Regions from separate parts of the Homo sapiens genome. Here regions 2, 3, 4 and 5 are each linked to region 1. The links are chromatin contacts, found by Hi-C or POLR2A ChIA-PET in ENCODE. All regions are on one chromosome and are shown on one strand. The core of a region is the stretch at or near the end of the contact, and the rest is flanking DNA. Distances in the headings are between cores, read along the strand shown. Region 1 overlaps TREH (trehalase). Region 2 holds the start of H2AX (H2A.X variant histone). Region 3 holds the start of SLC37A4 (solute carrier family 37 member 4). Region 4 holds the start of UPK2 (uroplakin 2). Region 5 has its middle 4.5 kb from the start of BCL9L.

Evidence for each region. Hi-C counts contacts between places; a loop is a spot of excess contacts on that map. ChIA-PET counts read pairs that join two places held with the same protein, here RNA polymerase II (POLR2A). Pooled maps may share reads with other maps.
Region 2: a pooled map shows a loop between it and region 1 (3-fold over the local background). The contact joins the promoter of H2AX here to the enhancer-like site in region 1. A Hi-C loop is called at or near these places in 1 of 50 pooled maps. POLR2A ChIA-PET finds 5 or more read pairs at or near these places in 4 of 52 experiments (BJ, GM10248, OCI-LY7 and 1 more).
Region 3: a pooled map shows a loop between it and region 1 (4-fold over the local background). The contact joins the promoter of SLC37A4 here to the enhancer-like site in region 1. A Hi-C loop is called at or near these places in 3 of 50 pooled maps. POLR2A ChIA-PET finds 5 or more read pairs at or near these places in 3 of 52 experiments (GM10248, T-cell and activated T-cell).
Region 4: a map of ascending aorta shows a loop between it and region 1 (6-fold over the local background). The contact joins the promoter of UPK2 here to the enhancer-like site in region 1. A Hi-C loop is called at or near these places in 18 of 168 maps with a recorded cell type or tissue (B cell, CD4-positive, alpha-beta T cell, CD8-positive, alpha-beta T cell and 12 more), 24 of 37 single-sample maps with no recorded cell type and 24 of 50 pooled maps. POLR2A ChIA-PET finds 5 or more read pairs at or near these places in 4 of 52 experiments (OCI-LY7, T-cell, WTC11 and 1 more).
Region 5: a map of left cardiac atrium shows a loop between it and region 1 (23-fold over the local background). The contact joins two enhancer-like sites. A Hi-C loop is called at or near these places in 5 of 168 maps with a recorded cell type or tissue (CD4-positive, alpha-beta memory T cell, Caco-2, IMR-90 and 2 more), 1 of 37 single-sample maps with no recorded cell type and 14 of 50 pooled maps. POLR2A ChIA-PET finds 5 or more read pairs at or near these places in 4 of 52 experiments (PC-9, Panc1, activated CD4-positive, alpha-beta T cell and 1 more).

What each region holds. Positions count from the first base shown.
Region 1 is chr11:118,654,915-118,660,825 of GRCh38, forward strand. TREH (trehalase) reads right to left here. Exons shown (of 15, transcript NM_007180.3): 10 at 5,625-5,819; 11 at 4,833-5,050; 12 at 4,456-4,567; 13 at 3,991-4,103; 14 at 3,766-3,819; 15 at 2,402-3,527. The coding sequence ends at 3,375. PHLDB1 (pleckstrin homology like domain family B member 1) reads left to right here. Exons shown (of 23, transcript NM_001144758.3): 21 at 691-776; 22 at 946-978; 23 at 1,769-3,114. The coding sequence ends at 1,909. Among named protein-coding and RNA genes, the nearest start is that of MIR6716, 14 kb to the left of the region's middle. RefSeq lists enhancers at 3,518-4,067, 3,726-4,020, 4,068-4,617. Within about 2 kb of position 4,662, at least 11 of the 41 ENCODE cell types and tissues checked have a DNase peak (open chromatin) inside an H3K27ac peak, as active enhancers do; they include ascending aorta and heart right ventricle, where a contact is called at or near this core.
Region 2 is chr11:119,094,215-119,096,819 of GRCh38, forward strand. H2AX (H2A.X variant histone) reads right to left here and starts at 1,251. Exons shown (of 1, transcript NM_002105.3): 1 at 1-1,251. The coding sequence starts at 1,180. The coding sequence ends at 749. DPAGT1 (dolichyl-phosphate N-acetylglucosaminephosphotransferase 1) reads right to left here. Exons shown (of 9, transcript NM_001382.4): 9 at 2,296-2,605. RefSeq lists enhancers at 48-267, 181-744, 745-1,308, 758-1,187, 1,309-1,872 and 2 more and silencers at 358-487, 498-637, 1,338-1,437.
Region 3 is chr11:119,029,627-119,035,537 of GRCh38, forward strand. SLC37A4 (solute carrier family 37 member 4) reads right to left here and starts at 1,251. Exons shown (of 10, transcript NM_001467.6): 1 at 1,223-1,251. RefSeq lists a silencer at 706-865.
Region 4 is chr11:118,951,780-118,957,690 of GRCh38, forward strand. It overlaps UPK2 (uroplakin 2), which reads left to right and starts at 4,519. Exons shown (of 5, transcript NM_006760.4): 1 at 4,519-4,647; 2 at 5,104-5,235; 3 at 5,429-5,567; 4 at 5,819-5,889. The coding sequence starts at 4,572.
Region 5 is chr11:118,927,437-118,933,347 of GRCh38, forward strand. It overlaps the pseudogene RN7SL688P. Among named protein-coding and RNA genes, the nearest start is that of BCL9L, 4.5 kb to the left of the region's middle. RefSeq lists enhancers at 302-803, 1,153-1,272, 1,283-1,562, 1,573-1,622. Within about 2 kb of position 2,460, at least 39 of the 41 ENCODE cell types and tissues checked have a DNase peak (open chromatin) inside an H3K27ac peak, as active enhancers do.

The DNA.
Region 1 (5,911 bases), core at 3,412-5,911:
ACCATGTTGGCCAGGCTGGTCTCGAACTCCTGACCTCAGGTGATCCACCCTCCTCGGCCTCCCAAAATGCTGGAATTATAGGCATGAGCCACCATGCCTGGCCTATATCATTTTACTTAACAGCTGTATTTAGTCTTCCATGATGTGACACACACTAACTTATTAACCAGTCTCCACTTGATTGATATTTTGGTTGTTTCCAATCTTCTGTGACTGCAGACAATACTATACTTAATAATCTTGTGTGTGTTACTTTGTATATGTGAAAGAGAAATTCTCCTAAATGTAAGCATTGGATCAAAAGATAAATGCCTTTCTAATTTTGATAGACATGGCCAAATTGTTCATAAGGGTTTTACCAATTTATACTCCCACATGTCATTAGACTGCCTCCTTCACCATAGACTTGCCAAAAGTGTGCTGTATATTTGTTGTATGTTTTTGTCATTGGGGTAGGTGAGAAGTGGTATCTCAGTGGAGTTCTGATTTGTATTTCTCTGTGATTATGAGTGAGGCTGAGCATTATCCATATCTTTAGGATTCTGTATTGGGTTCTGTTTGGGGGTCTTGGGAGACTAGGATCTTCACCCCATTTCCCAGATTTGGAAGCTCAGGCCATGGAGCTCCACGTAAATGGAGCTAGACCTGAAGTGTGACCGGCTCCATAGCCCACCCTTACTTGCTTTGCAGACAAGCATGAGACGAAGCTGAAGGGAGTCATCTATTTCCAGGCCATTGAGGAAGTGTACTACGACCACCTGCGCAGTGCAGCCAAGGTCAGGGGTGGAGGGCACCAGAGGGGGGCCAGAGGGACAGCCATGGGGAAGGGGTGGCCTGGTGGGGCTCTGGGAGCAAAGGCCTCCAGCCTGCCCTCTACAGAGGCTCCAACCCAGTCCTTGTTCTCTTTGTCAACTTTCTCTTCCTTTCTCCCTCTCCCCTTCCCAGAAGAGGTTTTTCCGCTTCACTATGGTGACTGAGGTACCCCTCCCCACTTAGCTGTAACCAGCACATTAACACCTCCTGTACCCCACTCATCCCTGACCCTTGACCTCCCCTTCATCCCCCTCCCTTCCCCCAGGCCCAAGGGAGGAGCAGAAAGCAGGTTGCAAAGAGCAAGAAGCTCCTGTGGGCTTGGGTGCCTCTCTCTCCTTGTTGCCTCCCTCTCCTGGAAATGACAGCAGACCCCATGGGGGTCTGGTGATAGAGAAGGGATGGCCGGAAGGGGTGGAGGGGACCCTTAAAGACTAGATTTAATAGGGAGAAATTGATAAACAGGAGATATTGGAGGCTGGGGCCTGCTTCCCTAGTGCAAGTCAGCCTTCCTGCCCCCAGCCCTCTGGTGCCCACCCCAGTCCTGATCTCTGCTCCTCTGGGGTCCCAGGGCCTGGCATCCTACTTGTTGCTTTTTCTGTCTGCCGCTGTTTTGCTGAGAGGAAACTCTGGTCCTCACTGGAAAAGCCTTTGTGTTTGATCCTCTTGATACTCACTTTTGAACCTGGGGCGCCAAGGACCAGTGCCCCCCTTGTCAGGGTATAGCTCTGTCAGGGTCCAGGGAGTTTAGAGAGCCCAGGACTGCTGTGGTGTGAGAAGGGAACATTTCAGCCTGGGGCTCACATGGACTGGTAGGGTCTAGGCTCTGGACCTATTTAGGACTAAGCTCCAGGGCTTTCTAGGGGCTGGGAGGGGAAAGGGCAGATAGGGAGGCAGGTGAGAATATTCCTGGGCATGGGTGAGCCCCATCTTAGACCTTCCTCTCTTCCTTTGGCAGAGCCCGAACCCAGCCCTCACCTTCTGCGTAAAGACCCATGACCGGCTGTACTACATGGTGGCCCCATCTGCAGAGGCCATGCGTATCTGGATGGATGTCATTGTCACAGGGGCTGAGGGCTACACTCAGTTCATGAACTAACTGCCGTGGGCCTCCTGGCAGAGCACAACTGGGGCTTTTGTATAAGAAGACTTTAATATTCTGTAAGGAGCTTGGTCCTGTGAGTTTCTGGGCTCTGGCCTCCTGAAGAACCAGCCAGAAGAAGAAAAGTAGAGGTGGCTTTGCTGCCTCCTGGGAGCCCAGAACTTGCAGTAACCCTTTAGGGTCCTGCCCCAGGCCCAGCCAGGGCTGAGGAGCTGTCACAGAGAGGGCCTCAGCTCTGACCTGACACCTGCTCTCCCCAGCCTGTTTTCTCTTTTCTAAAAGACAAATTATGGTACCATAAGCTGCCAAAGATCCCCTCCTGCCTCAGACCCCTTTGCCAGGGGCTTTGGGGGCTGAGCAGAGCCACATCCAGAGTGGGGTAATAGCTCAGGCGGCCCGCTTCCCATTTCTCAAACCCCGCTCTGCCCCATTGTTCTCCTTTCCCTTATACTTTTTATTACCTTGCTCAAGGGCCAGAGATCTCAAGTGTCAACCTTGAGGTCCCAGCTCCATCCCCTAGTTGCAGACTCATCACCATGGTTACCATAGTGACTGCTTCATTGCCATGGTTACATACTAATTGCTGCAGCTCTGTGGCCCAGCCCACTGCTTCAGCTGTGGGCCATCTGAGGGTACGTGCCATCATCTCTCCAGCCCAGGCCCCTGGGCATCTCATGCTGGGGGGAAGGGACTGAATACCTTTTTCCTTCCCCCTGCCTGTGTCTTCAGCCCTGATGCACAGGCTGCCAGCCCCCCAGTCCAGCCCTCTCCCTTCCACTGGTGCCTTGCTTAGAGCCAGAAGGGATGAAGCCGGGGGATCTATGGAACAGAGGAGGAGCGATGCAGTTGGGAGAGGAAGCTAGAAGGGTTATGGTTGGAGTTCTGTACAGTGTTGAGTTTCCGACAGGGAAAGAGGATTCCTCCAATGCTCCTAGAGAGAAAGCCTGAGCAGGAGATGATGCAGCAGAGGGGAAGGGCCCTGTGGTGCCGCCGCCCTTCCTTCAGCCTCCGAAGGGTGATGGAAATGGAGAGTGGAGGACCAGGCCTCCAGCTGTCTGGCCTCGCCCTTCACGCCTTAACACTAAGCCCACCTCCCCTGCTCTCCTTCCCAGCATTGAGCCCTTGGTTGCCTGGGCCCAGGCTGGGGGTTTTCAGTATTTGTAAGCATTTCAGCAGAACAATAAAGCCTTTGGACTACGGAAGTGAGTGGAAGGCCGGTGTGGGGCTTGGCGCTGAGGCACTTGGGGATAGGTCTTCCCTCCAGAGCAGGATTTCCACCCTATTCAAGGTTCCAGGAGGGAGCTAGGCCCCTACCCATGACCTCCAGGTCGTGACCCTGCCCTCCACTTCGCTCTGAGGACAGGCTGGGAGGTAGGAGGGCATGAAGAGGCAGGGGAAGGCAGGAACTGGTGCAGAGGTTTAATGGGGCAGGAGCTGGGGCCAGGTGAGGAGAGGAGGGCTGTCACCATGGCAGGAGGCTGAGCAGGAGGCTGGGCAGAAGGGTGGCCGCCAGGCAGTGGGGCTCCAGGAAAGCCAGCTTGGCCCCTGAGGTCAGCCGGTCACCATAGCGGTCCAGCAGCATCAGGACCACGCCATTCGTCCAGCCAAATCCCTCCTGGGAGAGGCAGGGCAGTGGGGCCAGTTTCTGGGGAAGCCTCATACCCTTGGTGGGGGCTGTGGGCTCTCTCCCCAGGGGCACTGGCCCTGCCTAACCCCAGCGGTACAGGAAGCACCAGTCAGCTCCTCCCCCGGGCCCACATGCAGGTGAGCACACTGAGGCCTGGGGCGGGGGTCATGAGCAGCAGAGTTCAGGAGTTCCCTGGTGTTGGCCAGCCCACCCCTGGCCTGCTCACCTGAACTTCATATTCTCCTCCCCCACCGGGCTGTCCACCGTTGCTGACGTCATACTGGGGACAAGCGGGTGGGCTGTATGTCAGGTACTGCCCCCCAGCTCCAGGAACAACAAACAACCAGAGCCCCTGGGGAGAAGCTGCTCTGCCTGCCCAGCAGCCCCTGCAGTGCTCAGGAGTGGCCACTGGGACAGCCTGGGGGTGCAGGGAGGGCTTGGGCCAGCTCACCTTCTCATACATGGCTGACTTCTGCGAGTAGACATCAAAATTGGTTCGGATCCAATTCTGAGCCAGCTGGAAAGCCACTTCCTGGGCCCGACGTAAAGGTGCCTTGGCCAGGCCTAGACCCCATTGCAGGCAGGACTCAACCTCCAGGTCTCCCATCCCAGACAGAGCAGTGGCTGCACCCTACTCTCCCCAAGGAGGGAAAGAGGCCTGGGCCCTAAGACTTCCTTCCTGAGACCACAGGCCAAACTGCCCTTAATCGACGGCCCTGGTTTGAAGGGCGAACAGGACTGATTGCACTGGACAGGCTGGGTGGACATAAGTGTCAAGTGGAGGCCAGGAGAGCAGAGGAGCGAGAGAAAGGATACGGGGCCTCTTGTGTCTTTTGTTCATGCCTCCCCAGCACCAGGGAGGCCCACCTCTACACCCTGGGAAGGGTCCTTGGCTGTGTCAGCCCTGCCTCCCTACCTCTGATGACCAGGTCCTGCAGGGGGGCCCAGGCATTGGGGAAATCCCACTGCTGGCCTGTCTTCTGGAGAGAGGTCGGGATCCCATACTGGTAAGTCAGGATCCGGTTGTCCTAGAAGGTCCCAGACATTCCCATGACTGTGGGTGGGGCTGGACTGGGAGCCAGGACAGGACGCTGGACCCCGCGGGAAGCCAGACGTCCCCTTCCTGGCTCTTCTTTTCTCGGCTCACAGCTGCCCCCCGGTGGCTCTGGTGGGACCCGCAGGCTGGGACAAGGGGCATAGCCGGAGGAAGCGCCCTCCCCTGCAGGTCCTGTTCAGGGTCGGGAGGGGGCGGTGCTGCCTGCAGTGGACCCGAGCCACCTGCTGTGCCCTCACCTCCAGGTATTTCAGAGCCTTGTCCGCCACGCCAGGGTCAGAGAAACACCCGGCCCAGAGTGGAGTGAGGTTGGATGGGTAAAACTCCCGGTTTTTCTTCTTCTTCTCAAGGTCGTAATCGAACCAGGCTCCGGTCTGCTCATCCCACAGGACTGTGTTCAGGGCGGCCAAGCGCTGCGACCGCAGGATTCTGTACTTCGTGGCCTGGGAGTCGTTCCCTGGGGCAGTGCTGCCTTTAGAGCCAGCAGCCAGTGCCCTGCCTGCTGCCCCAGGCTTTTTTCGTGGTTCTACTTTAGCCTCCCCGCTTTGTGTTTCTCTGCAAAGGCTGAGACACCCTGATGACCAAGGGGATGTGCCGATCTGGAGCCCACCACATTTCTGGCCTATGGCCCCGCACTGCTCCCAGGGAACCACTGGAGCTGATCTGTCCCCAGGGTCTCCAGGGTCTATCCTCCCAAGGGTACTGGCTGGGTGGATTCCCCTAGCTCTTAGGGGGTCAAGGGCAGCTGTCTGAGGGAGAGGGAGTGGAAGGATTTTGGATGCGTGGACTAGGGTTCCCCTCACAGACCCTAGAGACCCTCACAGTAAGAAAGGGAGGAAGAGAGGATTAGGGTTGGCTCCGTTTGTTCTCTTGTCTGGTACGCAAATGTGAGTGCAGGCTTCCACTAGGGCGGGGCTCGACAGGCTAAGTTGCTGAAGGCCTGTCACACAAGGGTCCTACTTCCAGTTCTATTGCCAAGCCTGAGCAGGAAACCAAGCTCCCTGCTTTCCCTTCCCTACTGGGGTGCTCACCCAGCCTGGAATAGAAGTTGCTCATCAGCTCCTCTGCTTGGCATAGGAAGGCATTCAGGTCAACAGGCACCAGTTTGCTTGTTCGGATGCCGCTAAGCGAGTTGGGGTTTGGGCCTCCAATGAGCCAGCGTGAAGAGAAGTCCCAGCCAGACTCAGCCCCAGCCTTGAGCTCAGCCCACAGAGCCTCCCGGTCTCCTGTGAGGACAGAGCAGGGAACCAGCCAGTCCCGGCTGCAGGATAGGCAGCCATTGACAGGAGACCAGAGCCTGACACAGCAGGTGTGCAGC
Region 2 (2,605 bases), core at 1-2,500, 440 kb after region 1:
GAAGATGTGCCTGTTACCAAGTGCTTCGTCCCGGCCCCAGCGCAGACCTATGAATGAAGATGGAGGGAGAGCTGATGTGAAAGGCCTGGGTCCCGGCCGCAGAAGGGGCGCCAGACCGAAATCGGCGATCGCGTCTCTCCCACCAAAGCCTCCCGGCCAGCGGCCGCGTCTGAAAGTCCTGGGCTAAGCACCACGCCGGGGGGGTACCAGACACCCCGGCTGCAGCTGCCGAGGGCCTCACTCACCTTCAGGGCCGCCGGCCTCTCGGCCTGGACTGCCCACCTCGGCCCTGCGTCAGAGCGGAAGGCCAAGTCTTCCAGAAGGTGCTGCGGCCTCCCCGCAGCCCCTTAGCGACTCGGGATGGGGCGGCTGAGTCACGAACGCCGAGGCGGGCAGGTGCGGCGCCGCCGGCCTCCCCCCGGCAGGCTCGGGTCTTCCGCGCCACGGAGGTCCCCGAAGAGCGCCCAAGCCGCATCCGGAAGGCCCGAACCCTACCGGAGGGCGGACGGCGGACAGGGCAGGGCCCGAGGCCGACGCGGCAGGCGGTGCGGGACGGGAGCGGGGGCGGGCGGGGACTCGAGGCCGGGCGGCGAAGGCGGGCGAGGGGAGGGGAGGGGAAGGGAGCCGCGGCCCGCTTGCCCCGCAGTCTGAAGCGGCTCAGCTCTTTCCATGAGGGCGGTGGTGGCCCTTAAAAGGGCCTTTGTGGTGGCATGGGGAGGCCTGGCGGCCGGCCGCGGCGCGGGCCCTCTTAGTACTCCTGGGAGGCCTGGGTGGCCTTCTTGCCGCCCGAGGGCGCCTTCGGCCCCACGGTGGCGCTGGTCTTCTTGGGCAGCAGCACGGCCTGGATGTTGGGCAGGACGCCTCCCTGGGCGATCGTCACGCCGCCCAGCAGCTTGTTGAGCTCCTCGTCGTTGCGGATGGCCAGCTGCAGGTGGCGGGGGATGATTCGCGTCTTCTTGTTGTCGCGGGCCGCATTGCCCGCCAGCTCCAGGATCTCAGCGGTGAGGTACTCCAGCACTGCCGCCAGGTACACTGGCGCGCCGGCGCCAACGCGCTCGGCGTAGTGGCCCTTCCGCAGCAGCCGGTGTACACGGCCCACTGGGAACTGGAGGCCGGCGCGCGACGAGCGCGACTTGGCCTTGGCGCGGGCCTTGCCGCCAGTCTTGCCGCGGCCCGACATGCTAGCGAGGTAGACCGGTGAAGCACGACGGCTCAAACACTAGAACAGACGCCCGCCGCAGTGTAACTGCTGTCGCGCGCGCGCCGCGAGGCCGCCTTTATAAGCCCCCAGGACACACCTCTGCGCCCTCCTGATTGGCTCTTTTCTCCAATACCCGCCTCCGGTTGGTTGCGGTTAACCCTTGGGTGTCGCGGCTCGGCTGAGGGAGCGCGCCCGCTGATTGGTCGAATTTGAAAACCTTTTGCCCGGGGAGAAAAGGCGAGGAGGAGGGGTAGCACGCAGACTGCCAACTATCCGCTGATGTAGCCAATCCTTGTAAAGCGCGCGAGATTTAAACACTACAATCGGAAACCAGAAGCGGAAGACCAAAGGGGTGGAGTCTGAGGCCACCTAGAGAGCGTCTGGGAAATCTGTGCCGGCGTAGGATTTTTAAAGGAAAGGGGTCAATATTATAGCTACTGCAGCCCTCCTTTCCAGGTCCAGTCACTCCCTACTCCCTTCTCCTACCTGACAAAGGGAGAATGGAAAAGTGAAGAAATTAGACCCCTTAAAAGTTTTCTTTTTTTTCTTTCTTTCTTTTTTTAATAGACCGGGTGTCACTGGCTCTGTCACCCAGGCTGGAGTGCAGTAGTGTGATCTCAGCTCACTGCAGCCTCGAACTCCTGGGTTCAAGGAATCCTCCCTGCTAAACCTCCCTCGTAGCTGGTACTACAAGTGCTCCACCACACTTGGCTAATTATTTTATTTTTGTAGAGACGGAGTCTCGTTTTGTTGCCCAGGCTGTCTTGAATTCCTGGGCTCAGGCAATCCTCCTGCCTCAGCCTCCTAAAGTGCTGGGATTACAGGCATGAGCCACTGCACCCGGTGACTCTTTGAAAGTTTGTTCCCATGCCAGGAAACAGGATAACTTCAATTTTGTGGCCCTCCATGCCACCTCTAGTATCAGGATTTAAATATTTATTCAATATGTTCTGTTTGGTCTCAGTTCTGTTCACTTCTTGTTAGACGGGGTCTGATGGGGCAGAGAGATAGGCATCCTGTTGGAGGAAGTACCCCCACCACCCCTCCCAATCTACCCAAAAATGCCCATATAGGAAATATACCTACATAAACAATAAGAAAAAGACAACACTTTATTGTCTCCATTGAGAGCATGTGGCCCCCTGCTTAGTTCTTACTAATCAGAACACTTAATTTACAATCAAATGACATGTCACCGTGGAGCCTGTGTTCCTAGCCCTGGCCCAAGTTCTATCCCAAAAACCAGTGGTTCCTTGAGAGTCAGGACTCTGAAATGTGAGTGTGGATAACTGCAAAAAAAGCTGCTGTATCCCACCCTATGAGGCTGCAAAGATGGGATGGAGAGGGAGAGAGTAGCAAGTTGCAGAAAGCCATAGGTAAAATCCAATCAGTAGTCAGCAGAGG
Region 3 (5,911 bases), core at 1-2,500, 370 kb after region 1:
CGGAAGGAGGCATGCCTGTGAGCCAGGCCAGCACCCTGTGTCCCCAGGATTTCTGCCTTTACCTCCTCTATCATGTCTGCTTGCCTGTGAAACCAGCTTTGATTAAAGGTTCAACCTAATTACTTTTGTCTGCCTGAGCCCAGGGGAGGCAGGGGTGGGATGAGCAGAGATGCCCTCTCTAGCCCTGCTCCCTCAGTCACAGAACCTTCTCATTCATTCACGGAAGGTTTATTAACTTACTAGTTGACAGGCACTGCACTTGGCACTATTAGTTTCTACACCCACTCACCACCACCGCACCAAAACACAAAGTCAGACACATACCCCGGCTACCCCACTTCTAAGCCTTCTAGAGAGGGCCTCAATCCGTGGAACTCTCAATACTTAGCACATAATAGATTTAATTGTTTCCTACAGTTGCCCCTTGTAATTCTGTGCAAGGGGGACCTCCCCAGTTCAGGTCCCACGGTGTCACACAGAAAGCCCCGCTAAGGGCTGAGGTCCTGATGGGGCCCCACAGAGCTACCTCTGGGTCCCCATTACCCTGCGACGTCAGTCTGGGCTTCCTTCGGGCTAGCTGGGGGCTGCAGGGTCTGGTTTCCAACCTGTGGGACGTTGGCAGGGGCCGCAAGCAGAGGGACTGGGCAGCTCGTGGGCGGGAAGGTGCCCCGGCGGGCTTCGGGCTGCAGGGCACAACCGTCCCGCCCAGGGCCCCGGCAACATGCCCCGGCTTTTCCGCTCAATTGGGAAAGCAACTGGAGCAGAAGGCGTAGGCGCACGCGGAGCGGGCGACCGCACGTATTCTCCCGGAGGCCCCGCGCTTCTGGCACCCAGAGGCTCAGCCTGGTAGGGGAGGGCCAGGCGGCGGGCGGGAGAGGAGGAGAGGCGGCGGGCGGCGAAGAGGCGGCGGGCTCGTGGCACCTGCCCAGCCCCGTGGGTCCTCACGCTACCCAGGACACGCTACTGTGCGGCTGGGAACCACGGGGGCCGGGGGTGCAGGAGCTGGAGAGGTGCGGAGACCACAGGACTGGCGCGATAGAAAGGGGTCTCGTGCTGGTGGTCAGGGACAGCGCCTCGGTGGCCCCAAGACCCATGAATTGTCTCTGGAACTGCAGGAACAGCTCCGGGTCGTATCGGAAGTTGGGGTTCGCCAACAATGGCTCCCCAAGACCTGAGATCCCCGCCCTCAGGTGACTCCCCTCCCCCGCATACCGCCTCCTACCTGAACAGAGGCGGGAGCCCGAATAGGACGGGGCGGGGCTAGCGAAGGCTGCGCAAGCGCGGCCGGCGGGGGCGTGGTCTTCGCCTGCTGCTTCGCTTGCCGGCCAGTGGAGTTCCCCGCCCCACATGCCGGGGACGTCGACTTACTCCCTCCCGCTGGTCACGCTGCTCCTTGGACGAACGAGCATAGCGCCCCTTAGGGGCTGGGCACGGCATGTCCAATTCTTAAGTGGTTGCATTCAACAAACCAGTTTTTAGTGAGTGCCCTCCTCTACAAAACACACCGAACACTAAGGTGATAATCATTGTTCCCAAGTTGCTCACAGTCTGGGAAAGGTGTTGTAGGAACACACAGTATTTTCTTTTTTTCTTTTTTTTTTTTTTTGAAACAGTCTCGCTCAGTCGCCCAGGCTGGAGTGCAGTGGCGCGATTTCGGCTCACTGCAAGCTCCTCCTCCCGGGTTCACACCATTCTCCTGCCTCAGCCTCCCGAGTAGCTGGGACTACGGGCGCCCACCACCACGCCCGGGTAATTTTTTGTATTTTTAGTAGAGACGGGGTTTCACCGTGTTTGCCAGGATGGTCTCGATCTCCTGACCTCGTGATCCGCTCACCTCGGCCTCCCAAAGTGCTGGGATTACAGGCGTGAGCCACCGCGCCCAGCCCACAATTTGGAATTTTAACTTGTGGTTAGATTGTTGGGGACAGAGACGGGGCCTGGAGTAAATATCAAATTCTAGTCCTAGACCCACAGCATTCTAACTGTATGACCTTGGTTAATCTCTATGAGCTCCCGTTTCCTACCAGCCTGGTAGATCATTGTGAAGACTCAACAGATGATTTAGATAAGAGCTCAGAAATTCTATAAGAGTTCTCAACAACAATGGTTTTCACTGATCCCAGTTAAGAGTTGTGAGGAGTAACAGTAGTGATGCTATTTTACAACAATGATGACTGTGTTCTCAGAAACAGAGCAAATGTTAACCCTGCCCATAGCTTCAACAGAAGGTAACATAGCCTAACAAAGTCCCCAACAGTCCCAATCAGCCAGCACTTCCCGACCTCTCCCCAATAGAAACGATATTATAAAAGCCTCAGCTTGTAAGCGATCAGGGTCTCAGCCAGACTCCTGACTGGAACTCCTTGCAGGCTTATTCCTGTGAATAAACCTGTTTGGCCGTTGAGTTGCCTCCTGTCTCTCGCTCTCTTCCCTTATATCTTCCTAACAAGAGTGGCTGAAGGAATTGTAAGTGTTCCAAAATTGAGAGCAAAGATCTTTTACTCCAGAGAAGATGGTCAGGGAAGGGAGGAGGAGGAGATGAGATAAAATAGGATGACAGGCCGGACGCGATGGCTCATGCTTGTAATCCCAGCACATTGGGAGGCCAAGGCGGGCAGATCACTTGAAGTCAGGAGTTCGAGACCAGCCTGGCCAACATGGTGAAACCCTGTCTCTACTAAAAATACCAAAATTAGCCAGGCTTGGTGGCACACGCCTGTAATCCCAGTTACTGGGGAGGCTGAGGCAGGAGAATTTCTTGGACCTGGGAAGCAGAGGTTGCAGTGAGCCGAGATCGTGCCACTGCACTCCAGCCTGGGTGACAGAGCGAGAGCCTGTCTCAAAAAAAAAAAAAAAAAAATAGGATGACGATGTCACTGAACTTCGTTAATTCAAAATCGGGGAGGAGCCTAGTTTGTACCAGGCACTGTGCTTTCAGCCAGGTAGATCCAAGGACCAGGAAACAGTTCCTCCGAAACCAAACCAGAGCAGATTCTTACTTTACCTAATAGAGGAGTAGGAAGCCATCAGGTTTTTCTCCGCTTTTATTTTTAAGATTTAACATACACATAATAAAATACAAAAAGTGCAGGAATCTTACATGTACAACTCAGTGATTTTTTACACATGTTAATACCCGTGTAACCACCACCTAAATTAACAGCCCTATCGTTTTGTTTTGGAAGTGGAGTGATCTCAGCTCACTGCAACCTCCTTCTCTGGGGTTCAAGCGATTCTCCTGCCTCAGCCTCCCGAGTAGCTGGGATTACAGGCATGCCCCACCATGCCCAGCTAATTTTGTAATTTTAGTAGGGGTAGGGTTTCTCCATGTTGGTCAGGCTGGTCTCAAACTCCTGACTTCAGGTGATCTGCCCCCCTTGGCCTCCCAAAGTGCTGGGATTACAGGCATGAACAACTGCACCCAGCCAACCCGGTTAATTTTTCTATTTTTTGTAGAGACAAGAGTTTCACCATATTGGCCAGGCTGGCCTCGAAATCCTGAGCTCAAGGGATCCACCTGCCTTGGTCTTCCAATATCCTGGAATTACAGGCATGAGCCACTGTGCCTGGTCGATGGTGTTTATTTGTTTGTTTGTTTGTTTTTGAGACAGAGTCTTGCTCTGTCGGCCAGGCTGAAGTGCAGTGGCAGGATCTCGGCTCACTGCAACCTCTGCCTCCTGGGCTCAAGCCATTCTCCTGCCTGAGCCTCCTGAGTAGCTGGGATTACAAGCATGTGCCACCACGCCCAGCTAATTTTTGTATTTTTAGTAGAGACAGGGTTTCACCCTATTGGCCAGGCTGGTCTCGAACTCCTGACCTCAGGTAATCCGCCCACCTCGGTCTCCCAAAGTGCTAGGATTACAGGCGTGAGCCACTGCGCCCGGTCTGTTTTTTTTGTTTGTTTGTTTGTTTGTTTGTTTGTTTTTGAGACAGGCTTGCTCTGTTGCCCAGGCTGGAGTGCAATGGTATCTTAGCTCACTCTAACCTCAAATTCCTGAGCATTGAGCGATCCTCCCAAGTAGCTAAGACTACAGGACCAGGCCACCTGGGTTCAAGCGATTCTTCTGCCTCAGCTTCCTGAGTAGTTGGTATTATAGGTGCCCGCAAACACGCCTGGCTAATTTTTGTATTTTTAGTACAGACAGGGTTTCTTTCTTTCTTTTTTTCTTTTTCTTTCTTTTTTTTTTTTTTTTTTTTGAGACAGAGTCTCGCTCTCTCGCCCAGGCTGGAGTGCAGTGGCACCATCTGGGCTCACTGCAAGCTCCGCCTCCCAGGTTCATGCCATTCTCCTGCCTCAGCCTCCCGAGTAGCTGGGACTACAGACACCCGCCACCACGGTCAGCTAATTTTTTGTATTTTTAGTAGAGACGGGGTTTCACTGTGTTAGCCAGGATGGTCTCGATCCTGACCTCGTGATCCACCCGCCTCGGCCTCCCAAAGTGCTAGATTACAAGCGTGAGCCACCGCACCCGGCGTACAGAGGGGGTTTCGCCATGTTGGCCAGGCTAGTCTCAAACTCCTGAGTTTAGGTTATCCACCTGCCTCAGGCTCCCAAAGTGCGGCGATTACAAGCATGATCCATCGCACCCAGTCAGTGGGAATTAAATGGAAAAACATTTTAAAGCACTTTATGATCAGGATAGTAGGGACTCAAATGCTAGTTTGCTCACTGTATTTCCAAAGAATGTTAAGAAATGAGAAGATAGGCCGGGCATGGTGGCTTACTCCCGTAATCCCAGCACTTTGCGAGGCTGAGGCGCGCGGATCATGAGGTCAGGAGTTCGAGACCAGCCTGACCAACATGGTGAAACCCTGTCTCTACTAAAAATACAAAAATTAGCCGGGTGTGGTGGTGTACACCTGTAATCCCAGCTAATCAGGAGGCTGAGGCAGGAGAATCACTTGAACCTGGGAGGCAGAAGTTGCAGTGAGCTGAGATGGCGCCATTGCACTCCAGCCTAGGTGACAGAGTGAGACTCCGTCTCAAAAAAAAAAAAAAAGAAAGAAAGAAAGAAAAGAAAAAGAAATGAGAAGATGACATCCCAATACAGTACAAAGACTTTACTAAGGGATAATAAAAGGTAATTTGAACAAACGTAAATCATACTACATGCCTGAAAAACAAGCTATGACTTTGATACTGTCCAAATGTCAATCCATTCAAAATTCATTTGGCATTTTAAAACCATCCCAATCTATATCCCAACAGAATTTGTTGGAAACTGGACAAAGTTTTTATTTTTTTTTCAGAAGCCATAGAAATGAATGGACAACATTATTTTAAATATCATCCGAGGTTGGGCCCAGTGGCTCATGCTTACAATCCCAACACTTTGGAAGGATGGCTTGAGGTCAGGAGTTTGAGACCAGCCTGGGCAACGTAGTGAGACCCCATTGCTACAAAAAATTTAGAAATTAGCCAGGTGTGGTGGCATGTGCCTCTAGTCCTATCTACTCAGGGGCTTAGACGGGAAGAGACCTTGAGCCTAGGAGTTCAAGGCCTCAGTGAGCTATGATTGTAGCACTGCACTCCAGCCTAGGCTACAAGAAAGACCTTGTTTCAAAAAAATTTTTTATCTCATGTATGATTTTAACTATGATAAAAGGGACATCCTGCACAGGTGCAGTGGCTTATGCTGTAATTCAACCACTTTGGAAGGCTGAGGTGAGAGGGTTGATTGAGTCCAGGAGTTCAAGACCAGCCTGGGCAACATAGGGAGAACCCCCCGCCATCTCTACAAAAATATAAAAAATTAGCCAGGGTCGGGTGCAGTGGCTCATGCCTGTAATGCCAGCACTTTGGAAGGCTGAGGCAGGCAGATCACCTGAGGTCAGGAGTTCGAGACCAGCCTGGCCAACATGATGAAACCCAGTCTCTACTAAAAATACCAAAATTAGCTGGGCGTGGTGG
Region 4 (5,911 bases), core at 3,269-5,768, 300 kb after region 1:
GGTGATCCACCCAACACAGCCTCCAAAAGTGCTAGGATTACAGGTGTGAGCCACCACCCTGGCCTGTTTTGTTTTTGTTTTTGAGACGGGGTCTCGCACTGTCACCCAGGCTGAAGTGCAATGGTGGGACCTCGGCTCACTGCAACCTCCGCCTCCCGGGTTCACACAATTCCCCTGCCTCAGCCTCCCAAGTAGCTGGGATTACAGGCGCACACCACCATACCTGCTAATTTTTTGTATTTTTAGTAGAGACGGGGTTTCGCTATGTTGGCCAGACTGGTCTCGAACTCCTGACTTTATAATCTGCCCGCCTCAGCCTCCCAAAGTGCTGGGATTACAGGCGTGAGCCACCGTGCCCAGGCTTTTTTTTTTTTTTTTTTAATAGAGAAGAGATGTCACTATATCACCCAGGCTGGTCTTGAACTCCTGGGCTCAAGCAATCTTCCCACCTTGGCTTCCCAAAGTGCTGGGATTACAGGCTGTGAGCCACAGCGCCTGGCCATAATTTTTTTTTCAGTTTTGTAGAGATGGAGCCTTGCTGCGTCACAAGGCTGGTCTCAAACTCCAGGTCCCAAGTGATCCTCCTACTTCAGCCTCCCAAAGTGCTGAGATGACAGGCATGTGTCACTGTGCCTGGTGAGTCTGCCATTTTTTATTTCATTTTATTGAGATGGAGTCTCACTCTGTTGCCTAGGCTGGAGTGCAGTGGCATGATTTCAGCTCACTGCAAGTTCCACCTCCTGGATTCAAGCGATTCTCCTGCCTCAGCCTCCCAAGTAGCTGGGATTACAGGCATGCATCACCACACCCGGCTGATTTTTGTATTTTTAGTAGAGACAGGGTTTCACCATGTTGGCCAGGCTGGTCTCAAACTCCTGACCTCAGGTAATCCACCCGCCTCGGCCTCCCAAACTGCTGGGATTACAGGCGTGAGCCACCGCACCTGGCCAAGTCTTCCATTTTAAATGTGAGAACATTGAAGTCCACCTAAAGTTACATGGTATCTCATCAACAAGAGGACAGTAGCTGCCATCAGAGGCTGACATGGCCATGCAGCCAAGTAGACATGTTTTTCTAATTGACTGGGAGGCAGAGAGTGGCACTCTGGAAGGAGAACCCTGGGCATGTCAGACGGACCTGGGTTCTGATCCCAGCTCTCCTGGTTGAAGAACTGCCATAGTTCAAGTGAAAAAAAAAAAAAAAAAAAAAAGGTGCCACAGTCCAGAAAGAAGTTTGTTTTAGGAGATAGTCTTCTAGGCTGAGCAGACTAGAGCTGTTAAGAGCTCCCTGAGGGCAGAGACTTATCTTACCTTTATATCCCTGGTGGCTAGTGCAGTTCCAAGGACATAGTTGGTACGCAATAGGAGTGCTTGAATAGGAGATTTGGAAGAGAGGAGGCAGGGGAGGGAACTCAAGAGAGTTTAGAATCAAGAATCCAAGGAGGAGACAGCCTAGAAAGAGTGGGTCCAAGACAGAGACTTCAGGCATGTGGCCCTGGTTCCCTTACTCCAAGCCATTGGGAAATCCTCCAGAGGAACATGGTGCTGTGGCTTTAACTGACTTCAGCATTGTCAATGAATCTGCTCTGCTAAAAGAGTTATCCTCTTGCTCCTGGGCTTGGCCTCCCCCTCCTCTCAGCTCCCCAAACCCTTCTCGGCTGCTGTGATGGGATAATTAGATGCGAGAGCTCAGCACAGATGATGCTCCAGTTGCTTAGCAACTAATGGTTTCCATGGAGACCGCAAAGCACAGCCTCCAGAGCAGCCAGTGAGCAGCTCGGCAGGGCAGGGAGAAGACGCAACTCCCCGCTCCTCCAGAAACCTGGGGAGGGCTGGGGTGGGGAAGGTGGGGGGGGGGGATTGGAGGGAGAAGGGAGAGCTTAAAGGCACAGGGCCCTCTTATCCCTTTAAAATCTGATCAGAGATCTGCCCTCCCCTACTCCACTCTGTACCACTCATAATTTTAGATGGGGATGGGGGCTTAAGAGTGGACCCAACTCAACCCACCCTGCAATAAACCCAACCTCTTCTTTCTGCTTCTTGGTTGTGAATGAGGAGAAAGACCTCCCAGTTCAAGTGTAAACAACTTACTGGTGGGTGACAGGTTTTGAGGAGTACCAGGAAGATCCCCTCACCCTGGCATTCCACCATTTAATCTGTCCCCTCTCTCCCAAGTTGTCCTTAATGTGCAAGAGACCCTCTTTCCATTTGTGCAGTGGTGGTGGAATCAAAAGCCAAGGTGCAGGAAAAACAGAACCAAATTCTTCACCCAAAAGCAGCCTGTTCGGGCAGATTGGGAAGGAACACCTGCCCTGATCCCTGATGTCCGTGGAAGAGGATCCAGCTGGGGGTGGGGATGCTGTTTACCAATACAGAGCAGCTGGCAACTTCAAGTGTGGGCCTTTCAGACCGGCATCATCAGTGTTACGGGGAAGTCACTAGAAATGCAGAATTGATTGGGCACGGTGGCTCACACCTGTAATCCCAACACTCTGGGAGGCCAAGGCGGGTGGATCACTTGTGGTCAGGAGTTTGAGACCAGCCTGGCCAACATGGTGAAACCTCATCTCTACTAAAAATGCAAAAATTAGCTGGGAATGGTGGCACATGCCTATAATCCCAGTTACTCAGGAGGCTGAGGCAGGAGAATCGTTTGAACCTGGGAGGCAGAGGTTGCAGTGAGCCGAGATCACGCCACTGCACTCCAGCCTGGGTGACACAGCGAGACTCTGTCTCAAAAAAAAAAAAAAATGCAGAATTTCAGGCTTCACCCCAGACCCACTGCATGACTGCATGAGAAGCTGCATCTTAACAAGATCCCTGGTAATTCATACGCATATTAAATTTGGAGATGCACTGGCGTAAGACCCTCCTACTCTCTGCTTAGGCCCATGAGTTCTTCCTTTACTGTCATTCTCCACTCACCCCAAACTTTGAGCCTACCCTTCCCACCTTGGCGGTAAGGACACAACCTCCCTCACATTCCTACCAGGACCCTAAGCTTCCCTGGGACTGAGGAAGATAGAATAGTTCGTGGAGCAAACAGATATACAGCAACAGTCTCTGTACAGCTCTCAGGCTTCTGGAAGTTCTACAGCCTCTCCCGACAAAGTATTCCACTTTCCACAAGTAACTCTATGTGTCTGAGTCTCAGTTTCCACTTTTCTCTCTCTCTCTCTCTCTCAATTTTCTGAGACAGAGTTTCACTTAGTTGCCCAGGCTGGAGTGCAGGGGCACAATCTCGGCTCACTGCAACCTCCACCTCCTGGGTTCCAGTGTTTCTCCTGTCTCAGCCTCCCGAGTAGCTGGGATTACAGGCACACACCACCGCGTTAGTTTTTGTATTTTTGGTAGAGATGGTGTTTCGCCATATTGGCCAGGCTGATCTCGAACTCCTGACCTCAGGTGATCCGCCCACCTCGGCCTCCCAAAGTGCTGGGATTACAGGCATGAGCCACCACGCCCGGCTGATCTCTTTTCTATTTTAATAGAGATCAAACTCTCTGTGTTGCCTAGGCTGGTCTTGAACTCCTGGCCTCGAGTGATCCTCCCACCTTGGCCTCCCAAAGTGCTGGGATTACAGGCATGAGCCACTGTGCCTGGCCTCAGTTCTACTACAAAAGGAAGCCAGTACCAGCTACCACCCAGGGTGGCTGTAGGGCTACAATGGAGCACACAGAACCCCTACCCAGGGCCCGGAAGACGTCCTGACTCCTCTCCCCTCCCTCTGCTCAGAACTCCTCTGCTTCTTTCTGATGTAGCCCAGGGCTGGAGGAGGCAGTCAGGGAAGTTCTGTCTCTTTTTCATGTTATCTTACGAGGTCTCTTTTCTCCATTCTCAGTTCAACAAATGGTTGCTGCCCAAGGCTGACTGTGCCCACCCCCAACCCCTGCTGGCCAGGGTCAATGTCTGTCTCTCTGGTCTCTCCAGAAGTCTTCCATGGCCACCTTCGTCCCCACCCTCCAGAGGAATCTGAAACCGCATGTGCTCCCTGGCCCCCACAGCCCCTGCCTCTCCCAGAGCAGCAGTACCTAAGCCTCAGTGCACTCCAAGAATTGAAACCCTCAGTCTGCTGCCCCTCCCCACCAGAATGTTTCTCTCCCATTCTTACCCACTCAAGGCCCTTTCAGTAGCCCCTTGGAGTATTCTCTTCCTACATATCAGGGCAACTTCCAAACTCATCACCCTTCTGAGGGGTGGGGGAAAGACCCCCACCACATCGGGGGAGCAGTCCTCCAAGGACTGGCCAGTCTCCAGATGCCCGTGCACACAGGAACACTGCCTTATGCACGGGAGTCCCAGAAGAAGGGGTGATTTCTTTCCCCACCTTAGTTACACCATCAAGACCCAGCCAGGGCATCCCCCCTCCTGGCCTGAGGGCCAGCTCCCCATCCTGAAAAACCTGTCTGCTCTCCCCACCCCTTTGAGGCTATAGGGCCCAAGGGGCAGGTTGGACTGGATTCCCCTCCAGCCCCTCCCACCCCCAGGACAAAATCAGCCACCCCAGGGGCAGGGCCTCACTTGCCTCAGGAACCCCAGCCTGCCAGCACCTATTCCACCTCCCAGCCCAGCATGGCACCCCTGCTGCCCATCCGGACCTTGCCCTTGATCCTGATTCTGCTGGCTCTGCTGTCCCCAGGGGCTGCAGGTCTCTTCCATCTCTGGCAGGGGTGGGAAGGGGGCTGGGGGCCTGGACAGGGAGCACTGTACCTTCCAGGGCTCTCAAAGAGAGGTCTGGACAGTTGGGAGTCAGGGCTGGTGATGGCAGTGACTGGGTATCAGACACTGGGCTCAGGGTACACTCCTGATCCTCCTCCAGACCTAGGAGGCAGAGAGGTGTGGGCAAGGATCCGATGCTGCGGGGAGGGGTGAGGTTGGGCGCTGCCCGACTCCTGGCATCCAGGTTCTGGCTCTGGGGACCGCTTGGTGGAGGGTGCAGCTTCTGCAGCCCAAGCCTGCCACCTGGTGGTCATACTGGCACAGGCCTGGCTGTTCTGCCCAGGGTTCACAGAGTGGAAAGGGAGATGGCTCCAATGGGACCGGGCCAGATCTGTTGGCCAGGAGGGGTCAGTCCCCATCGGAGCTCCCTCCTGCCTCCCATCAGACTTCAACATCTCAAGCCTCTCTGGTCTGCTGTCCCCGGCGCTAACGGAGAGCCTGCTGGTTGCCTTGCCCCCCTGTCACCTCACAGGAGGCAATGCCACACTGATGGTCCGGAGAGCCAATGACAGCAAAGGTCTGCTACCTTCTCCCAAGGCATCCCTCTAGTCCCCAAAGACCCCTTCCTGCGACACCCTCTGCACCCTTTTCCCCATTCATGCCTTCCTGTCCACCCGTCTCCTGGGGTACCCACACTCTAAAAGCTGCCCCTTCTCCTTGGGGCCTCCAGAAACTTGACCCAGTCTTCCCCTCCCGCCACTTCTGCCCAGTGGTGACGTCCAGCTTTGTGGTGCCTCCGTGCCGTGGGCGCAGGGAACTGGTGAGTGTGGTGGACAGTGGTGCTGGCTTCACAGTCACTCGGCTCAGTGCATACCAGGTGACAAACCTCGTGCCAGGAACCAAATTCTAGTAGGTACTGGGTCCAGCCTGAGGCACCTAGGGAAGGGGGTGCAGGAAGAGAGAGAAGCTAGTGTGGGGGAGATCTGGTGGGCATGAGGAGAGGGTGAGGGCACAGCAAAAGGGGGTGAAAGCTGGGCCTCTTGGAGGAGTGCACATAGGGGAGACACAGCTGTGAGGGTAGGTGGCCCAGGCTGGAGCCCCTCTTCCTGTAAGTCCCAATACTCACTGAGGGTTCTCTACTCTCTCCCAAACCACAAAAGCATTTCCTACCTAGTGAAGAAGGGGACAGCCACTGAGTCCAGCAGAGAGATCCCAATGTCCACACTCCCTCGTAAGTAACACTCCCGCCTCCC
Region 5 (5,911 bases), core at 1,210-3,709, 270 kb after region 1:
GGTTGATGGTGCCAACAGCTGGGCACTGGACAAGGTTTAGGGAGGCACAGGTGGAAGGGGACAAAAACCTGAAAGAAGATAACATAGTAACCCCCCCCCATGTGTCCCATCACTGCTTACAAAGCATTTTCATGCACGTTGTCTCATGATGATGCTTTGATCCAATCACCAAAACTTTTCCAAGTGCCAGCCTGCTGTGCCAAGCACTGTCCTGGGTTAGGGGGTTGAATCACCACAGTCCTGAGAAGTCGATTTTATCCCCACTTAAAAGAAAAGAAAACCAAAGCCCAGAGAGGCTTCTAATGTGAAAGATCCCAGCACCTAGGCTAGTACCTGACCCATGGAAATAAGGTTTAATTTCTTATCTCCTCTCCAGAAAGACATAATATGGGCCCCCACTTCTCCAACAGGGTGCTTCTTAGAGGGGACCACTGCATTTATGTGGATCAGTCTCCCCTTACATATATGACAAGCCAAAGGGGCTTGTTATGATCTCTTTGGCACAATTCCTGGTTCGTAGTAGGTCCAAAACAGTGTTTGCAGGGGCAAGTGAGTCTGTGTTGCCAGGGGTCTCTTAAATGGTGCACAATACATGTCCTATGGAGCAGCCACGCGGAGCGCTCCCCTGGGTGGGGCTGTGACTCATTCCCCCAGCGGAGGTTCCAGGTTGGGATTCGGAGCTGAGCTCTGGGCAGCCACAAGTTCTGGGTGGAACCCTGGAGAGAGCCAGGAGGAAAGGAGAGAGGCAGGGGGCCCTTGCTGGAATCGAGCGGCTCCCTCTACTGGCCAACTCGGGGAACCTCTGTCTTTCCGTGTATCTGTGTGTCACTGTGTCACGAGGGGTGTCACAGGTGTGTCAGCGTTGGCGTTCGTCGGTGGAAGTGCCCGCATGGGTATGGGTGCGTGAGGGTGCCCGTTCGTGACGCAGTGTGGGTGTGCCAGCGCCACGAGGGGCTGTTTCTGGAAGCACAGTGTGTACACACAACCGTATCTTGTAATACAATTTACTTTGGGGCTGCTGGGGGTCTGAGATTAGGCATCCCGTTGCCGGGGTTACTAGGACAAAAGGATTCTCCAGCTGGTACTCCTCACCGGCTGGAGCACTAGCCCGAGAAGGTGGGAGGAGTCCAGACCAAACAGTTCCTGAAAAGGACTCTATCACCTAAAGCAAATAGGGACCCAAGAAAGAGTTAACGCAGAGCCCCACAGTGACTTCAATCATTGGCTCAGGGCACTGTCAGTCAGAGGTCTGGGGGCGGGGTTTGTGGGGCCTCCATCTGACTGCCCAGCGCCCCTCACTTGCCCCTCGACCCCCACATCATCTCACTGCTGGGCTGCGCCCGCACCCCCATCTTGGTGGCGACACCGTCCTGGGCCCTGGAGGAAGAGCCGATCCGGGCATCCTGGCTTCCCCACTCACTCCAGCTGCCTGGCTTCCTGATAGATGGTGATTATATAATAGACTTGCTGGACAGAACCGTGCCAGCGCTCGGAACACTTTGCCCCCTCCTCGAAGCCTGCCCCAGGGCCTGGCACCTGCCACACAGAGCCTGCTGCCGGGTTCTGCCGGCGCCCCCCAGCAACGCCTCCATTTCGGGGTGGGAGACCCCAGGACAAGGTCCTGGGATGGGGCGGGCGCCAAGCGGAGAGAAGCAGGGCGGGTGCCCCGCGGGTCTCAGGGTCGGCCTGAGGAGTGTGGATTCACAAGCGCCTCTCAGGATAGTGGGACCCGCCTGGCCCCTTCCAACCTGAGCTTGCAACTTGGGAGCCAATAGAGGAGCAGGGGCCAGGGTGGGAACGGGAAGGAGTTTGGAAAAGGTGTGGGGGCAGGAAAGGGAGGCTGAGAGAGGGGGCCGGCTGGGGCAGGGGGGAGGGACTCTTATCCCTCACCACTGCCGCCTTCCCCGACTGGAGGGTTTGGAAAAACTGAGCAGGCAGCAAGGCTTGGCTGGAAATCCTGCAGCCCACCCTCCTGGGGACACAAAGCTGGAGGGCGGGGGCAGGGCGGGGGGAGAGAGCACGACCCCGGGGAGGACAGGGCCTCTTTTGGGGCTGGGGGCCCAGGGGCCGGACCCTGGGGAGGGGGTTCCTGGCGCTGTCTCCCTGCAGTCTGCTTCCCCCTTCTCCTCTACCCCCTCCGCTTCCCCCTCCTCCCCCTCCGCGGCTCCAGTCTTGCAGATTGCGGGCAGACTTAACTCCTTGAGTGCCAGCCTGGTGGACTCGGTGGTGGTGACGCTGTGAGGGAGGGAAGGAGGAGGGACTCCGGACCCCACTCCCACCCACAGTTTAACACCTTGTGCCCCGGAACGCAATCCCGGAACTGGTTGGGTTCCAGTGCCCTGAAAGGCTGCTTGGTTCTGGAGTCGCCACACGCAAAACAAGGCACCTGACGGTTCGGGAATCGCCCGCTCTCTTGCCTAATCTTCCCTGCCTCCCCTCCCCACCGCCGCCTCAGGGACTCTCCCTCCACTTTTTGGCTACCCTTCCCCCACCCCACCCCCATCTCCAAGTTGCAGCCGACAGCCGAGGTCCCTGCCAGATTGAAGCAGGGGAGCCCGGAAGTCTGGGTTTTGTAGCTGCCTCAGCGCTCTCCTCTACATCCCACTTCTGAGGCCCAGCGCAGGTGACCGCAGCCCATGCCTCTCTTGCCCCCAGAGGGGCTGCTTCACCCATCTGGGGGGCTAACTACCCAACGGAGGCAGGGAACGCTAGCCTCCCCTAGCTCCAGCGAGGACTAAGGACCTGAGTAGCTGGAAACCTGACTTCACCTCTACCCTAGCCCCTCCCCTAGCGAACAGCCCCTCCCCCGTCCTCTGTGACCCTCAACTCTGCTGTGGATGACTCTGCCGAGGGAATACCGCAGACTAGGCAGGAAGGGGTTAACGCAGCTACTGCGCTCGAATGGAGCGCCAGGTGAGGCACCACCCATCTTGGCCTTCAGGTGTGTGGGTGGGGAAAGAGGAGGGACACTGACCTTAAGGGCTGCTTTTTTGCCCCCTGGTGGCTAAATCTGGCTTAGCAGCCGCTGGAAAAAATACGCTCACATGGGGATTCGCGGAAGAAGAACACTGGCGACGACAGTAGAGTGTGCCTCTTGCGGGAACAGCACCTTCCTAGGGAAGGAGATCGTTCTGGGAAGGCTGATGGAAGGAGGGAGCTCCCACAGTCCCTGCCACACCATCCCGCTCAGTAGGCTGCCTCAGCCAATTCCAGATCCTTGCCCTAGGGGCTCTACTTGTGGGTCCCAAACACCTGGAGGAGGGTAGGAAAAAAACAGAAGATACAGGCCCTGTCCTCCCAGGGTCTCCATCTAATAGAGAGGGTCTGTAGGAGGAAGTTGCTCCTACCTTTTCCTTCCGTGCCTCAGGCCTTCCCAGAGCACCCATTCCCTCCAGACCCCAGCATCAAATACAAACCAGCCAGGCTTCAAAGCTCCTACCAGCTACCCCAACCCCCTTCAGCTTCTCTCCCCTCCAGCCAAGCTGATTTCTAGGACCCTCCCTGTAAAAAGACTCCACTTGAGGGATTCCAGGTGTTCTTATCCCCAACATGGCTGAGACCCTTCCTCCCATCTACCCAAAGCCCTCCCTGATTAGCAAAGCCAATCATCTTGAAGGGCTCCTTCCCCCCCTCCCCTTCAATTGCCTTACTTTTCTCCCTGTCCTTATTTCCCACTACTTTCCTTTCAAGACTTCTTTTTGCATGGGCAGTTCACCCAATTGGGGACAATTCTGTCCTCCTTGTACCCTGTGATACCTCAATAGTTGCCTTTTCTCCCAGCTCGGTGGCAAGCCCTGTAGTCCCAGCTAGCAGGCAGGAGGATCACTTGACCCCGGGAGTTCTGGGCTGCAATGCATTATGCTGATGGGTGTCCACACCAAGTTCAGCATCGATATGGTGACCTCCTAGGAGTGGGAGACCGCCAGGTTGACTAAGGAAGGGTGAGCTGGCCCAGGTCAGAATGGAACAGATTGAAACTCTGGTGCTGATCATGGTGGGATTGGGCACACAAGCCTGACAACACCAGGACACCCTGTCTCTTTATTTATTTTTTCAAACACCAACTCAAACCAGATGAGACCTTGTCTCTTAAAACAAACAAACAAACAAAAAAAGTCTTTTCCTTCAGGAATCCTTCTCTGACCAACCCCACCTACTTATTCATCCAACAGATATTTATTGAGGACCTGCTATGTGCCTGGCACTTGACTAGACACTAGGTTGGTACATGTTGGTGACATAGATGTTTGTCCTTTTCCTCACACAGCCTGCAGCCTAGTGGGGGTCAGACAACAAGTGAGTGGGTGATTTCAATTCAGTGTGGGCACATTTAGGGGAAGTGGACACCAATCCCAGACTTGAGAGTTTGGGGAAGCTTCCTGCAGGGACCAACTGTCTGAGCTGGAACTTCCAGCATCAGGTATGGTTCTGTCCAGGCAAACAGTACATCTCACTAGAGCTCTAAAGATAGAATAGGAGGCTGGGTGTGGAGGCTCATGCCTGTAATCCCAGCACTTTGAGAGGCTGAGGTGGGTGGATTGCTTGAGTCTGGGAGTTCAAAATCAGCCTGGGCAACATGGCAAAACTCTGTCTCTACTGAAAGTACGAAAAAAAAAAAAATTAGCCAGGCATGGTGGCGCATTCCTGTAGTCCCAGCTACTTGGGAGGCTGAGGTGGGAGAATCACCTGAGTCAGGGGTGGTCGAGGCTGCAGTGAGCCGAGATCGTGCCACTGCACTCCAGCCTGGGCAATTGGAGTTAGACCCTGTCTCAAAAAAAAAAAAAAAATAGCATCCCACCAAAGGCTCTCCACCAGTTGTTATGAGAGGCCTCTAAGGCGGCGTTCCCAAACAATGCTTTTTTTGTTGTTTTTTTCCGAGACAGAGTCTTGCTCTATCGTCCAGGCTGGAGTGCGGTGGCGTGATCTCTGCTCACTGCAACCCCTGCCTCCCAGGTTCAAGCAATTCTCCTGCCTCAGCCTCCCAAGTAGCTGGTAGCTGGTGGCTGGGATTACAGGCATGTGCCACTACGCCTGGCTAATTTTTGTATTACTAGTTGTGATGGGGTTTCACCGTGTTGGCCAGGCTAGTCTCAAACTCTTGACCTTGTGATCTGCCCACCTCAGCCTCCCAAAGTGCTGGGATTACAGGCATGAGCCACCATGCCTGACCCAAACAACCCATTTCTGGTTTTTAGTTTTTTGTTTTTTTTTGAGATGGAGTCTCGCTCTGTCACCCAGGTTGGAGTGCAGTGGCGCGGTCTCGGCTCACTGCAAGTTCCACCTCCTGGGTTCACGCCATTCACCTGCCTCAGCCTCCCGAGTAGCTGGGATTACAAGCGCCCACCACCACGCCTGGCTAACTAATATTTTTTGTATTTTTAGTAGAGACGGGGTTTCACCGTTTTAGGCAGGATGGTCTTGAACTCCTGACCTTGTGATCCGCCCGCCTCGGCCTCCCAAAGTGCTGGGATTACAGGCGTGAGCCACCACGCCCGGCCCCAAACAACCCATTTCTAATTCTCCAAGTCCCAAAAGAACTTTGTTCTGAGAGTCCAAAGTACAAGACCTTGGCCTAGTCACTTCCTGTCTCTGGGTTGCAGCTTCTTCAAGTGTAAAACAAGAGGCTTAGGTGCCTTTATCTTCATGCCCTTCTTTATCCTATAGATAGCGATTAAATAGTTGGCTTGTTGACAGAAAAACCCTCACTTAGCTCTCATCTGCATGGGGCTACCAGAGCTCATAAACCCAGGAGAAGCTGTCATAGGCAGGACCTCAGAGAAAGCCAGTTGGTCAGTCACCTGTGTCTCGCCCACTGCCCCCTTGGTCTGGCAGTTCTGCGTCCTGGGAACATTTCATTCTTGCTGCTAATGGAAGGCAAGAGGCTTTCCGAGATTGTGCTGGAGGGGAGAGC